2 separate regions of the Mus musculus genome follow, and region 2 is linked to region 1. A link is a loop called in an ENCODE intact Hi-C map of the cell type or tissue named here. Cell type or tissue: left cerebral cortex. All regions are shown on one strand.

Region 1 (8,000 bases):
CTCTTTACAAATATTTATTTATATAAGTGTAAATAAATAAATATTGTAGCATAAACTGTTATCTAGGGATAGGTACAGAAAGGGCATAAGAGGAAAAAAAATAAAGTTCAAAATGCTATTTCAGCCGAGAAATATTTATTTTTGCAATAGAGATGTAGTTAGACAAATGTCCTCTACCCTGATAGAGATTAAATCCTTAACTTCAAATACATGGAGGCTTTTGGCAAACTTTCTTTACAGCAACCAAAGGGGAAAGAACTAGCCTTTGCCCACAACATGTGGTAGCTGTTCAAAGGGACACAGGAACCAGGGCTTTCCCAGTGGACAATCAGGGACCTCGGTCCATACAGGAAGATCAAGCACAGAGACGTTTTCAGTTTGCATCTAGAAAATTCAGTAGAACGTGGGCTCTTGGGGTATAGAACTGATTAGTTAGTACAAACGGGCGTGAGCGAGACGGGGATCAGAATTCGGAGGAAGTGAGGTTGCCACGTGTTGTTATTAGAACAGCTGGGAGACATCCTTTCTGGTCCAGGGAGTTTTTCTCTTTGCCTTTTTCTGTGGCCCTGGGTGTCAATCAAGGAGCAGCATTGTGCGGTTGAGCTGAATCCGAGTCTCTGCAGGAGGGTCTTAAGAGAGCGTACTGTTGTTTCCTTTTGCCTTTTCCCTTTGGAGTAGAGAGTAGATCCGAGTGGACCGTTGTAAGAAATGAGTCATGTTTGCCACTACATACCCACTCACCAGCTGGGGTGCGGGAACGTAGGTAGTTTGTAGAAGCTTCGCAGTACTTTCCACACCTATAAGGGATGATGCTAGCTCAGTTTAGCATTCTAAATTCAACCACTCATCCCATGCCAGTGTGTCGTCTCATTTGAGATTGTTCATTTAGAAAAACACAGCAAGGGGCATTATTTCTTTAAATAAAACATCCTCGTGCGTGTTGCCTGCCCCTCAAGTGATCCCCAAAGCAGAAATTCAGTTCGGACAGTGAACCCAATACTCACATATTATGGGCTTACTAGCAATGCATGAGAGAAACTGAAGATGGACCACGGCAGACTGTCCAGAGGGGTTTCTAAATTGCGGAGGGGGCGGACAGATGAAGGAACTAGCCAAACAATCACAGCATGGGAGAAAACGCCTGAAATAATCCAAAGCAGGCAGGAACTTAAGTGGTGCTGTTGGATAACGCTATCCTTAGAAGAGAGTTTTACATCGGAAATATAAGTTCATGAGCCATGAACACATCTGTGAAGTTTAATGCTGCAAGAATGAATGAGATCACTCAGGAAGAATCAGAGAAGTCCAGTAGGAGCCCCGGGGACTCTAGAAGCTCCATAGTGGAGTAAAAGCCATGAAAGGGAATTGGCCAGGAGGGGCCATGGAGATCTGCAAAGGGTGACTGAAGTCGCAGAAGCTAAACATGGGAAGCAGTGGAGGAGGAACAGGGGCCACAGCTGGGAAGTTGTGTGATGTGGCGACCACCCATGTATTTGCCTTGGGACTGGGTTCTTTCATTTTAAACAAAGCTCTGAGGACGGAGTTGTGTCTATTTTGCTCCCGTTATATACCAAGTGTCTGGTACTGCATTTGGCACAAGACAGAATGCAAAATACAACTTTTAGAAAAAAAAAAACAGAGAAAGAAAAGCCAGCTTCAGGTATTTATAACATGTCCAATAGCATTTGGAGGTTCCTGCGAGGAGTGGAGTCTCCCAGAGAATGAATACTTCATTTAGAGGCCTGTCTAGACCTGTTGGCCTCTTGTGTAACTCTTTTCAACATCATTAGATGTTCTTCAGTCTAGATGCTCAGAAATGAACAAACACTAGTAATTTGTCTGATTGATTTTTTCCCACAATCCTTTGGGAATTTAGTACTCGCCACTAAGGTCTCATGAGACATTAGTTGTTGGGTCAGTACAAAATAAAGAAATAAATAAAAGTTCTGTGATGCCAATCCTGGCTTAAGTAGGTACAGCAGTAGTGTTTTTCAGAACATTTAATGTGGCAAGAGAAATTATGAGTATTCAGGGACATTGCTAATATTTATTCTTTGCTAAAATTTCTCAACCACAGAATTATTTTTAATTGTGCAACTATTATTGCCATCTGGAGGGATGGTGGCATAGGAAGAAGAACTTGCTAATTCAAGAATTCTAAGAAAAACAAAATCCTATCAAGCTTTTTACCAGTCAACATCGGGACAAAACTCCTGGGCCGACTCAGAGATACAGTGGTCTGTTATCTCAAAGGATTTGGTGTTTCCTTCCCTGTATGAAGGCCCCCTCCCTGCTCTGCATATTGCTATACCTTCTGTGGGGAGGGTCTTGGTCTCTAACCAATTGCTTTTGAGTTTGGCCAGAAGGGCCTTGGCTAGTGAGTGTGAGTGGTTGTGGTTGATGTGTCAGAGGGGAGCCTGTTCAGCTCTGGTTGCTCTTCCCTTGCTCTCTCCTGTCATTAGAGCAGCGTGTCCCAAGCGGTGTCTTACCTTTCCACCTGGGCTTTTTAATATGAAGGGAAGGTGTCTTATTTTCTAGCCACCAATTTGTGGGAAAAGCAAGCAGGGAATGTTCAATTCAAACTGTTGACCTTAAAGCGTTGGTAACATATCAGGGTTTTTCCTAAGGCAGAGAGGGACACGGCAAGGCTGATAGATATGAATGCTGTTTCCTTCAGAGCACTTACAGAGGCAGCTTCAGGGAAGCGGGAAGTGGGACCCAGGTGACTCGGTTTGTAGCTGAGTATTTTCATAGCTCGCAGGGAAACACTTTGCTCTGATTGAAGGCAACTCTGGGAGTGTAAACAATTCAACCTAGGCTGGATGAAGACTTGTGGAGCTAATGTTTGCTGTGAGGGGCCTGCGTATTTGAGAAGAGGGAGGTCTCACTATTTCACAAGGCAGAAAATCAAAGTGGGAATTCACAGCCAGTCCCGATGGCATTATATGCCTCCCCCAAGACACTGTACTTCTCCATTGGTCCCTCCGGGTTCTCTTATGGTCCCTACTATTGAGAAGGAAGGGCTCTGTGTCCCAGAAACACCAAGGCCTGGGAAAATCCCGGAAGTTTTGCATAGTTCTTTAATAAGAGTAATAAGTAAAAGGAGTGGTTGTTACAGAAAGAAAGAGAGAAAGAAAGAAAGAACTTCCCTTCCCTCTTTGCTCTCCTTAATTCTTTATCTTCTCAAAGAGTATCACCACTACCACGTTAGGTGGTGTGTCTTGAGATGAGGATGATAGCTGAATTTACAAAATCTCTAAGCTGCTGGGTGTGGTAGGCCACACTTTCAATCTCAGGGCTGGAAATGAAGCAGGTGAATCTCCACGAATTTGAGGCCAGGCTGGAGTTTCCAGTCAGCCGGGACTGCACCGTGAGACCCTGCCTCAAAGCCAAAACGAAGTAAAGCAAAACAACAAAACCTCTAAGCTTTTCTTGACAGGGAACTAGCTGCATCCTGTGGGTACAGAGTCCCCACGAAATCTCGATGAGCTGTCCCCTCCCCACCAAAGGAAACTGGTTATATCTAGTTACTTAACAGCAAAGAGCACTGTGTGTTGTATCACTGTTGTGGATGGTCGTCTTCCTTCCTAAGCCACCTTAAGGAACCCCTGAGAACACCTTACTGGAGGGAAGCAGCACTTTTCCCATTATAAACATGTGCAGCCTCTGAGACGCTGGCTCTGAGCCATCCCCTCATTCTCTGTAACCGTTCATTACTCCTGGGAAGAGCTAGAACCTCCAAGGCCCTGCGCAATCTGAGCCCTCCACCTCCCTGGGAAGCTCTCCTCTGTCCTCCCTCGACCTCCATGCTTTGGTTGGCCAGATGTGTCTTCTTGCTGTTGCTTGAGGGTCCAGGCAGGTGCTCCCCCACCCAGGGCTTTCCCAGCCGTGCGTGGTTCCTTGCTCTGTTACTAAGGCTGCATTTTCATTTTTTCACCCTGAGGACAGGAATCTAGCTCTGGCTGTTTTGCAGCTTAGCGTGTGATACAGCGTCAGGAGCACTGTGCTTGCTCAGTAAATATTTGAGGGATGAGGCTATGCTTCTCTATAATTACAGGCTTGTGCATTTTACTAATATAGGTTCTGAAAATAGTCAAGTGGAAAAAAATAATCAAAAAGTTCATGTTTATTTCAGTTAGAGGGGGTCACTGAAAAAGATAACCATCATATTAAGCTTCTATGATTTCATCAAAGCTCCTGGACTTTCTGGGAAGGACTTACTCACCTGTCAGCATTCCTGTATAAGGACATCGTAGACCTGCGGAGGATCGTCTGCCCCACAGTTGACCTATGTGCCTCACAATGTACTCTTGGGGATGCCATTTTTGATTCCATCTCTGGATCTCTAAGATCACTCAACAAATAAAAATGGAGCAAAGCAGGGCCTTGCTGTACCCCAGAGTCTGCAGTGAAGGCCAGATTCTGAAAGATGCATCCATTTTTTTCATACAGATACATTTATGTAATTTTCAGGTCCAATAAAAAGCAAAATCAAATTTGGTCCTTATTCTCTCAGAGCTTACAAACTAGAGAAAATAGGAAGGATGAAATTAGTGAAGCATCATCTCAAGATGCCTCTGAGAAGCAACAAGGAGAGAGAGGAAAATCCCACAGGAAAGAGTGTGTAGGAAAGCCCTGGGGTGGGAGAGTACCAGATTGGATAGGCAAACAATGGCGAGAAGACAGTTGACTGAAGCCCAGAAACTGCGGGAAGATGGAGTATAGCTGCATAGTGAAGTGAAGGGGTCGGACTGCTTAGAGTCTTGAGGGTTTTGCAAGCTTCAGATCTTCCTGAAAAAAAAAAAAAAAGAGAACTTGCAGGAGAATTTCTAAGGAGTGTCATGGCATGATCATATTTGTATTGAAGAGATCACTCTGGTACTAGAGGCTGAATCATTTAGTCAAAGGCTGCCTAAATGTGATCTGAGCAGGGAGGGCAGGGAGGATACTAACCGAAATGCCAAATGGAATGGGAGAAAGTCCACAAGGCCTCACCCCTACACAAAGAACAGGTAACTCAGACATTCCACGAATGGGAGAAACAGTCTTCTCTAGGGATGAGCACACCAATTGGTTACCCAATACCAGGTGGTCAGCCCTGAAAACATACACAGGAGTAACTTTAAACATGCTGAGCAGGTTGTATTAAGGAGTATACGCATATATGTGCACACAAAGTTGGATGTAACAGCAACTAATGAACAAAAGAGGCCAAAACTTTGAAGGAGAACAAGGAGCAGATGGGAGGGTTTGGAAGGAAGAAAGGGAAGGGGAAAATGATATAATTACGTTATCTCAATCATCATAAGAAGTAACTAAAAACTAGATTAAAGAAAGCTATACCACTCTTGGGCATGTACCCAGGAGGTGCTCCAACCTGTAATAAGGACACATGCTTTATTATGCTCATAGCAGCCTTATTTATAATAGCCAGGAGCTAGAAAGAACCCAGATGTCCTTCAACAGAGGAATACAGAAAATGTGGTACATTTATAAAATGGAGTACTACACAGCTATTAAAAATGACGAGTTCATAAAATTCTTAGGCAAATGGATAGAACTAGAAATGATCATCTTGAGTGAGGTAACCCAATTACAAAAGAACACACATGGTATACACTCAATGACAAGTGGATATTAGCCCAAAAGCTCTAAATAACCAAAATACAACTCACAGACCACATGAAGCTCAAGAAGGAAGACCAAAGTGTGGGTGCTTGGTCCTTCTTAGAAGGAGAACAAAATACTCACAGGAGCAAATATGGTGATAAAGTGTTGAGCAGAGATGGAAGGAAAGGCCATCCACAGACTGTCCCACCAGACTGTGTATGGGGATTCATCCCATACACAGCTACCAAACCCAGACTCTATTGTGGATGCCAAGAGTGCATGCTGAAAGGAGCCTGATATGGCTGTCTCCTGAGAGGCCCTGCCAGAACCTTATAAATACAGAGGCAGATGCTTGCAGCCAACCATTGGACTGAGCTCAGGGTATCCAGTAGAGGAGTTAGAGAAAGGACTGAAGGAGCTAAAGGGGTTTGCAACCCCATAGGAAGAACAACAATATCAACCAAACAGGCCCCCCAGAGCCTCCAGGGACTAAACCACCAACCAAAGAGTACACATGGAGGGACCCATGGCTCCAGCCACATATGTAGCAGAGGATGGCCTTGTTGGGCATCAGTGGGAGGAGAGGTCCTTGGTCCTATGAAGGCTCGATAGATGCCCTAGTGTAGGGGAACTGAGGGTGGGGAGGTGAGAGTGGATGGGTGGGTGGAGGAACACCCTCATAGAAGCAGGGGGACGTAGGATGGGATAGGGGGTCTCGGGGGAGGGGCAACTGGGGAAGGGGATAACATTTGAAATGTAAATAAAGAAAATATCCAACAACAAAAAAATCTTTTCCTTTTCCTGACCTCCCAGAACAGTTTTATTTAAAAAAACAAAAACAAAAACCAACCAACCAACCAAACAAACAAACAAAAAACAGAATTGTTATTGAAAATATTCGAATGGGCAATGGGTTATCATTTATTCAATCAATATTTGATGAACATGCATCTTAATGCAAGACTTCCTGTGTGACCTTTTAGATTCCTACAGGCTTTCAAGTACAATGGGTTTAATTTCCCATTTAAAACCTTAATTGTTCCAAACGAAGGTCACAGCTTGGATTCGTTCAAATTGATTCCGTTATTTGTACTATAGATGTATACCTCCTTGGCATTTAAAAAGGCCACAACCAGTGCCTTCCCCAGGATTGCACCGCCCTTGGAATAGGCAACGTGTTGTCTGATAGAAGCATTTTTCCTTCTTTCTTGGCTGCCGGAACCTCAGCCTTCACGGAACCCTTCCTCCATGGCACACATGGTTTCTGTTTCGCTCTTTGCTGTTGCCCTTCACTCACGACAGTGGCTCTGGGTGGTGGGTGATCTGTCCATCACTGTAGCCAGTTAATGGCCCTGCTTCTGGGTTTCGGACTCTCTGTGTCTGCCCTTGAGTCTTTTATTCCCGACCTCACAGCATGCCCGCAGAGGACCCTGCTTGGGAGGCTGGAGGAAGTAGTGAGTCTACTCCAGTTCATATGGACCGACCGACCGACCGATCGCTCTGTGCCTAGGGCTCGATGCAGACTTTTCGTTTTTTCTTTTTCTCTTTTGTTTAGGAAGTGAGATTTCCTTTCACTGCTCTGAACACTGTTCAGCCAGACCCGCTTCATAATGGACAGAAATTATAGACGGTAGAATGGAAGCAACAATTATATAAACTAGTTTGATATCAATTGCCTTTATTGGAAGGGCTGAGAAATGCACGGACAATATAGAAATAATAGCCAATTTTTGTGTCATACATTTGGCCTCAGAATTTTTGCAGGGATTTTGGGCCCATGTGTACACTAAGGTAAGACCTTCAGCAGGTCCGTCTCCACCTGCTGAAGTATGAGGCTTTGGGTATCATTCCCAGTTACCTCAGTAAGCTTAGAATCACTCCACGTCTTTACCTTCAAATCTTTTCTGTCTTTTTAATTCCCCTCTCTCATCCTTCTTTTCTCCCCTTTCTCCTCTTTCCCCATCCCCTGCCCCTGCTCTCTTTTTCTCTTGTGTATGGATCCTCTCAGGTCACTGGGGGCATAGTGGTTGCTTTTGTCCTAGGATGTCTCTCTCCCTTGGCTCCAGGCAATGCCTTGCTCGCCTACTTCATGCCCATCTTATGCTCTGAAATTTCCCTCCCAAACATGTCCCGTCCATCCTGTAAGGGGAACAAACAAGCACTATTCTCTTATCTCCCACTGTTCTTATTTCAAATGAGACTTAACTGTGCACTAATGATTCGTGTTTGTTTGTTTGTTTGATCTTGAGCTGGTGGAAGAAGATCCCGAATTTCACTGGATGATTTATGAAGGTGTGGTACAAAGCATGGAATCAATAAATACTTATTCATTTCTTCTTTTGTTTGTGAATGAATGAGAAATGGGCATACACAGAACTTATACAATACAC
Region 2 (8,000 bases), 85 kb before region 1:
ATCACTGTCCATGTCTTCTGGACATGTCCTCTATGGACTCTGTGGAAGTTTCTGTCTACCTGGAATGGGTAGGTAGCATGGGGGACCATAGTCAAAAGTATTTAAGAGACTATAAAACAACAACAACAACAACAACAACAACAACAACAACAACCACAACATGATGCTGGTTTGTATATCTGAATCTAAAGGAGGACAAATGTCAAACACAATACGAAAAGGCACAGAAAAGACCTCACTTTGTGCTCACTCCAAGTTCATCCCCATCCCCAAAGCCAGCATGTCTACACTGCTGTCTTTCTCACTGTCTCCAATAACAGCACAGAAACAGGGCTGGTGCTCGCTATTAGCCGCTTCTTACCAACACATCTGCTGATGCAGAGTGCCTGCCAGCCAGCAGTGCACATCTTTTCTCACACCCAGGTCCCAGGCTAAGGACAAATCTCTAAGCTCAACACCACAGTCCAAGGTTTCCATTTTGCAAATCCAGACACCAAAGAGCAAGCACAATGGTCTACAGCGATGGCAAAAAAAAAAAAAAAAAAAAATTCAAGTTTAAACTCAGTTTCCAAGCTGTGGGCCACACCAGTGAATTTGGTGTTTGCCTTGCTCCCCAAGGCACTGCGTGTAGATCCTTAAGTGAGCCACACAGTGATCTGTCTGCGCTGCACCTGGAGCTTTGTTTGTTTCTTAGAACCCAAGCACTTCTAAGTTAGTCTCTTCAGTGTACAGAGAAGCTCAGGTTGGGATGGTGGGAGATCAGAATGTGTTTGGTACTTACGAGGTCTGACTCTCAAAATGGTTCCCAAGCCAAAGATCATCTTGTTTGCATAGTCCACACAGCCTCAAACTCCTGTACAAAAACTGCCCCTGAGCGTGAGTGTGGGTGGAGTGGGGGTAGGGTAGGTGGGTGAGGAGTGTGGGTGCTGAAGACGAGGCTCCCCTGCTTTACATTTGGGACTCCATGGTATTTGGCCAGAAAGCTAAAGACATTATACTAATCACAGAACCTTACAAATGTGAAATGGTCAACAGTGTATTGGAATGTGGCTGCTGCTTGCTCTTTACTGCTTAGCTGGGGATAAATAAACGCTACCACCCACACACCTCCGTGTATCCTTTCTTTTAGGGCTTTTCTTGCCCTCAAGTCAGAAGTTTCTTTCATCTCATTAGTCCTATCAGATCTTCCAGTTCTAAACTATTCCGATCTGCCGTGATGTCCTCCAGCTCCAAACCCACGGTAACTGCTTCCTCTTAAAAACCTCTGGGAGGTCTGTTTGGAGGGCGAACTCATTACAGCTTCAGCGTGGTATCTGCGCATATCTGGAGCTGGGAGCTGGCTTAGAGGTAGTCTGTCCCCTTCTGGGTAAAATATCCTATTCTGAGTTGTTCTCAGTTGCGTTTCCCCTGGGTGTGCTATGGCCTCACCTTGACATGTTTCTCTGAATGATTCTAGCAACTACGGTGCCATCAGGGAAAGAGCAGGCTGACAATTACTGGGTCCCCAACTCCTGTGGCTTAGCTCTGTCGCTGTTACTCTTAAGAACTCTGAGCTACCTGTCTCTGGATTCAGAGGACACCATTTTTCTAGAGAGAGAGAGAGAGAGAGAGAGAGAGAGAGAGAGAGAGAGAGTCCTTGATATCTAACAGTGCTTTATCCAGCCTCACTAGAAGGTGACTGATAGTATAAGTTTCACTGTAAGAGTCTGAGCCATACAAATCCTCAAGACCCGGGCTTCTAATTTCTAATGTGGAAACGCAGAGCTTCCCTTCAGGAATCACAGTGGTTGGGACAGTTGGGAAATCCCACGTAGGAGAGAGGTTCCAGCCCTGTGGTTCTCGCTTCCTCTGCTCTGTGATGCCTTTGGTGACATGGTGAACAGACATGGTGAACATTGCAGCTTTTAGCTGTAGGTAGGAGGACTCTATCTGTGTCTATGTTTGCACATTTCTCTGTGGATACACACAGCCCCTGCCTTTGTATCTGTGAGTATGCACCCTGCCTTTGTGCCTTATTACTTCGTCTCATCTCAGAGGATTTCCAGCAGTTAACTTTAGCTTCCAATTTTGCAAATTCAGATACCAAATACTATGCAGCATAGTCCACAGAGAAGGTATTTGTTTTCAAGGTTAAACTCTGTTTCCTAGCTGTGAATCGAACTGCTGTGTTGGCCTGTATCATGCTTTCAAAGGCATTAAGATAAGCTATTTGACAGGCTCCATTTGGGGGTGGGGGAGGACCTGGAGTTTCCCCTAAATTTATTTCCTCTTCGGGTTTGGTGCTTCTCTTTCTACCTTGGGTACCCCTGTCTCACCCAGGGTATCCATGTTCACAACCTTGCCAATATCTTTGCAGTCTGCAAAAAGAGACACAGCACCAGATTGATTCTACAACATTGCTCTGCCAGGAGTTCTCTGTCTGAATCTCTATGTCCCCTTGACAGCTTACGTTTCTACTGTTTCTCCCAAACACTTCCCCAGCATCCAGAGGTAAAAATCACCATACAAGATAAAAGAGAGACGCAGGCATCCTAAGTTCTCGTCACATGTCACCTTAGCGCATGATGCGGGCAGCAAAAAGCGGGATTGCGGATCATATTTTCTAGTTATGAATTAAATATTTCAAGGCTGGAGTTACCCTTGAAAACTCAAATACACCTCTCTCTATCAGCAATGACAAAGGACATGGAAATTCCCTAAGCCTGCGTAGCCCCGTTTGATCCCTAAAACCTAAGCGGCTGGTCTCCTGACTAGGGATGAAATACTTACTGGGTTTAATGGTGAGTTTGGTTCCAGCCCCAAAAGTTATTTTCTCATTTCCATAGTTGGCACAGTGTGCCAAGCCATTACAAAATCCACCGTGCCAGCTCTGTATACTTTCTGCAGTCCCCTACCCTGTTTCTTATTTTTTATTTCTAATTTTTTAAATTTTACTTATTCACTTTACATCCTACTCATTGACCCCCTCCCGGTCACCCCCTCCCACAACCGTTCTGCCTCCCCTCTCCCCTTCTCCTCTGAATGAGTTGCCCCCCACCCCGGGTATCCTCCTGCCCTGGCACATCAAGTCTGCGTGAGGCTAGGTGCGTCCTTTCCCACGGAGGCAGACAAAGTAGCCCAGAACATATCCCAAAACAGGCAACAGCTTTTGGGATAGCCCCTCTGCCCCACCCCCCTCTGCCTCCAGTTCAGAACCCACATGAAGACTAAGCTGCACAGCTGCTATGTAAGCATGGGGAGGCCTCAGTCCAGCCTCTGTATGTTCTTCCCCCACCTTGCACGTCTTGTGAGTCTACTCCCTTCGGCAACAGCAAAGACTCTCCTAACACTGCCCAATGCATCCACTGAGACAACAGGCTCATTAGGGGAGCTTGGCAAGTGACTCTCTGCTAAATTCGTCTTCAGAGAGGACAGGAACCCTCCTTTCTGTCAGTGTCCATGCCTAAGCTGAGATACAAGCCGGGGGCATGGGGGGGGTGTGACTTCTGCCATGCTCACACTTCAACACCTCCCCAGATGACAGTTTTTTTTTTGTGTGAAGTTTCTCCTTGTCCTCACATGGCCTATGTCCCTCTCCCCTCAGTTGAGTCACCCCTTTACCCTCTGCTCCTGAGTTGTGGACTGTGGTGATGTCTCTGGTCACCACAGTCTTGGTGAGTGAGCAAGACAGAAGACGATTACTGCAAATATCCATTGTCCCCCTCCCCACAGGAATGAGGACCTGTCCTGGCATCAGGATCATCCTTAGGGGAAGGCAAGAGGCCCGTGCAATGTTCTAGAACATTCTACCCAGGATCAAGAGAACCAAGCAGTGAACTGTTGATAGCTCCTTCTGCAGGTTCAGAATTCTACAGAATGGTGACAGATTTTTTTTTTTTTTTTTTTTTACTTACTTGGAATGACAGTCAAACTTGTTCCTTTCCCAAAATAGAAGTTCTGGTAACCCGTGTTCCACTGTGACAATAACCTCAACAAAAACCAGCAGAAGACAGAGCTAGAATCTACACCTGGGCCCCCCATGTGGGCAAGTGGGGAGTGACAGCCTGGTTGTCACTTTCCCTGTAAGGACACTTGACAAGAGTATTAGAGGGAGAAAGTTCCAGGTCTTAAAGCACCTGTGACCCCGTGCTGTCGGAAGGTGGCTTCCTTTTGGGAGGGGATTAGAAGGACAGCTCACAAGCCTTTGCTGTGGCTTGCTGTCTAATTTAAGTGTAGGCCATTTGTTTTATGCTTGGGTATTTAAATTCTCCTTTTATTCTTAAGGCTTCTTCTCTCTCCATATGTTGAGCATATATGACTCTGAAACACATTTTAAACCTAGGATTCCTTATGAAGTCTCTTGACTCTGGGGAGGATTTTATTTCTTTATTAAACTTCTAGAACAACTCATTCTCCCTAGGCTAATCCAGACTGAAGCTAGGACCACGCTGCTGTCCCTCACCCTGCCTCATTTCTCAGACACCTCAGCCCTTCCATGTCTGTCATTCTCTCCATCTTGCTCAGCTCCCATTTATGGTGAGAAGGTGGTAGTAGACCTCAGATAAGGCCTTTTCATTTCCACTCTCAAGGCCCATACCCTCCACGGCACTATTTAAGGACCAAACCCGTGTTTGCTATTCGTTGACCTCTTTTTCCAGTGAAAGTTAATAGACCTCAGTTTCCTCAGCTTTATGTTCTCGCCAACCCTGCCACTGGGCTCCATGCTCATGGTTATGAATCGCACCGTACTCCACAGCAGTGGCTCTCAACCTGTGGGTCCCGACCCCTTTGGGGATCTAAGGACCCTTTCACAGGGGTCACATATCAGACAGCCTGCACATCAGATTTACATTGTGATCCACAACAGTAGCAGCATTACAGTTATGAAGTAGCAACGAAAACAATGTTGTGGTTTGGGGGTCACCACGACATGAAGAACTGCATTAAAGGACCCTAGTAGTAGCAAGGTTGAGAACCACTGCCCCACAGGCAGCCTGCGAACTTACTTGGAACGACTGATAAGGATGTCCCCTGCCCAAACACCAGCTTGCTGAAGGAGGAGGATGCTACACAGCAAATCAACCCTTTACAAAAAACTGGCAGGTGACTTACAAAGCAAAGATCCCAGGTTTCTGTGATACAATTTCAAACGGCATCTCAGGTCCTGTTCAGCCTATGAGATCTGAGCAGGGGAAACATTTTGAACAGACTCCGTTGGGAATAACAGGACACCTGCTGGGTGCCTGCAGTTCTCCTTGGTGTCATTAGAACCTCTGACACACTGCAGGTTTTAAAAGGTGCCATGGAGCTCCCTGGTCTCCTCCCATCTTTATGATCCCCCCACCCTTATCCTCCATCCGTATCTCATTTCCATCTCCAAGCTAGCCTGGTGACACCAGGTCCTCAGGCTTCATCGATCTACCTTCTCGCAGACAGCATAGCTTCACCAGCACCCTGTGATTGAAGGGCTAGAAATGCCAGGCTCGCCAGAGCCGAGATCTGGACTCCCTGCACCTTCCCTCTGGTCAATATGTTGTTCTCATTTGTCTGGCTAATGAAGAGCTGACCTTTCTAAGTGGATGCATTTTGCTGAAATGACAACTGCCAGAGAGCTAACAACAAAGGCCATGCTCTGGAGACACCCTTGGCCTTTCAGACCCCTCTGGCATATTTCAGCCAATTGGATCCTGAGCTAAAATGTCAACTTCTCAGTGTTGGCACTCGTACTCCTGGGTTTGGGGAAACTTAACAACAATATCATCATCATCATCATCAACAACAACAACAAAAACAACAGCAACATGAGTAATATTGGTACAACCTGGACTCTGCTCAATAGAACCAGACTTTGCCAGAGGATACCTTTCACATTTGAGACATTTATAACAGCCCCACATTGAACCTCAGAGCAGTTGGTAACAGCCTCTCTCCACACCCACCTGGTGTGATTCTATGCTGCTAAGGTCAGATAAAAAGCATGATGTTGGATATGTCCTCCACATACCTAAGACTCTGTACTATGCTCTCTGCTCGCAGAAGAGAAGCTGGTTCAACACAGGGCTGGCCACACGTCTCTTCGTGAGAAGACACTGTCCTTGGTGGAGACCCTAGGATAGCAACTGTAGTTCTCTGATACCCACCTCCTAATTCAGTCCTCTCAAGTTTCACCAAAAAGCCTGTTTCTGCTTTTTAACTGTTTCCTCTCCTGCTTGCCACTTATTGAATTTATTATTTCGAAACACCCATAAGCTCCAGGCTGCCTTTAATTCATATCTATTTGGTTCTCTTAGGATTCCTACAAGGAAGATCTAAAAGCCCTGCAGTGGGAAAGTAAATGAAGATATGCCAGGGACATTGAGTGGGGCCCTTCCAGCTTGTGTCTCTTTCCATATATGGGCTTTGCCACACTGTCTCATATCTCTCTGCAGTGGGAGGTTTTACAACAGACGACAGAAGGAATTTTATGCATCTTAAAAAATAGTCACATTTCCCTCTCTTCCCAGCAGGATCCAGCTGCAAGCACACCAGAGCCAAGTCTTCCTGTCTGTTCTAATTATCGACAAGGATACAAGTTACCATGAGAAGAAAGGTTTTAAGTCATGGATTGGATACTCTGGAATTAATTGCAATCCCTCACCTGTGGTTTCAGTGATGGGGAACAGGCACAGTGACCACTTCTTTCTGTCCACCCTTTCTCTCTTTTTCTAGTTTTGCATTTATAGATGAAGTTGGATGCATGCAGGGAACATGGAGGGATTTGAAATGAGACCTGATAGTCCCACCCAGATTTCTGTTTTTCCTTCTCTGCTTCATTAAAAAAAAAAAAAACCTTTCTGAACTGAGTATGTATGATATGTCTATTCATGCCTTGTTCTAATTATCTCTCTCCATGTGGAGGGCACGAGTGGCGATGGCCTTTACTGTGTCAAGGATAGTCTAGGATTTCTATAAGGGAGACCTTTCTGATAGGGATGCTGTGAAAATATAAGATGGGATCACCAGGAGTCATTTGGCAAGGGTTTCTCCTCCCCCTAAAAGTTAGAACTTCACTTCAGAGAAGGCTCTGAGCGCAGTAAAGATTCTAGCTTTTTCAAGATCAGCTTTATTCTGACAAAGGGAAGAGAGCTAAGGAGACTGCAGATGACAGAGGACCTTGAACAACATTTAGTTTACGTAAGCAAAGCGTGGCTCTGAAACAACATGCAATCCTTTTAAACCTGGTGCCAGGGTTCCAGCTCAGAATTCCCCACCATGCTGCCATTTCCTTTCTCACTTACTTGGATGGACCCTAAGGATGGTGCCGTGTCCAAACGTGAGCTTTCCAGTGTTAGCTCCAGTGTTAGCACTGTAACACGGGCCTTTACAAAAACACCAGGTGGAACCCCCGAGGACCACAGATACCTTTACAATGACACTAGGCGGAACCCTGAGCCTCGCAGACACCTTTATCTTTTCATTTTAGGGACAGTAAACTCATCGAGAAAGGCCTGGGCCTATGAAGCTGAGTACAATTCTCTGAAGGTCAGGAGACCATTTCTACATTTGGCTCAGACACACTGACGGACTGCACCCAGGGCCCGCCCCCACCTCTGTGTCCTCTGGTTTCATAATGAGCCTTACTGGTTTCTCGTGTTCAGTGTCTCTCTTCTAAAGGTCTCATTTCCATTTTACAACATCATTTTCAGGACAATTTCTCTATTCGGTTTTCAAGGCATGTCCTTCCCTCCCCTCAAGGTGTCACACATTTCTGATGACAATGAATTGATTACGAGGAGACAGGAGGAGAGTGTTCCGCCATTTGGAGGCTGACTAGAATTACATGAGGTTTAGACTCCAGCCTTGAGAGACGCTCTCTCCTTAGCTCCCTTCTCGCCTCAGCAAAGGAGAGGGAAATGGTGGGTACACGGAGCTGAGCTACCACACAGAGTAGCTTTCTGTCTGTCTTGAAGTGACAGAAAGCAACAGCCCACAGGAAAGCTCCGCTCTGAGCTCTATTCATACACTGAACTATCTGTTAATAG

What was found. A loop is a pair of places that touch in the nucleus more often than their neighbours do. Peaks named below come from ENCODE experiments on the same cell type or tissue, not always from the same donor. Only the 100,000 strongest peaks of a DNase experiment are listed, where the experiment ranks them.
Region 2: a loop joins it to region 1, with 2.3 times the contacts of the local background. A loop is called at or near these places in 2 of 42 quality-filtered maps.

Annotation. Positions count from the first base shown.
Region 1 is chr14:54,079,611-54,087,610 of GRCm38, reverse strand. All of the region lies in intron 3 of Gm30275 (a long non-coding RNA gene), which reads left to right. It also overlaps Tcra and Tcrd. Among named protein-coding and RNA genes, the nearest start is that of Gm30275, 42 kb to the left of the region's middle. In left cerebral cortex, no CTCF peak of the experiment used is centred here; DNase peaks (open chromatin) are centred at 751 and 3,736.
Region 2 is chr14:54,164,638-54,172,637 of GRCm38, reverse strand. It overlaps Tcra, Traj52, the pseudogene Traj51, Traj50, Traj49 and Traj48, and 2 more genes. Among named protein-coding and RNA genes, the nearest start is that of Gm30275, 43 kb to the right of the region's middle. In left cerebral cortex, a CTCF peak has its summit at 4,018; a DNase peak (open chromatin) is centred at 6,390.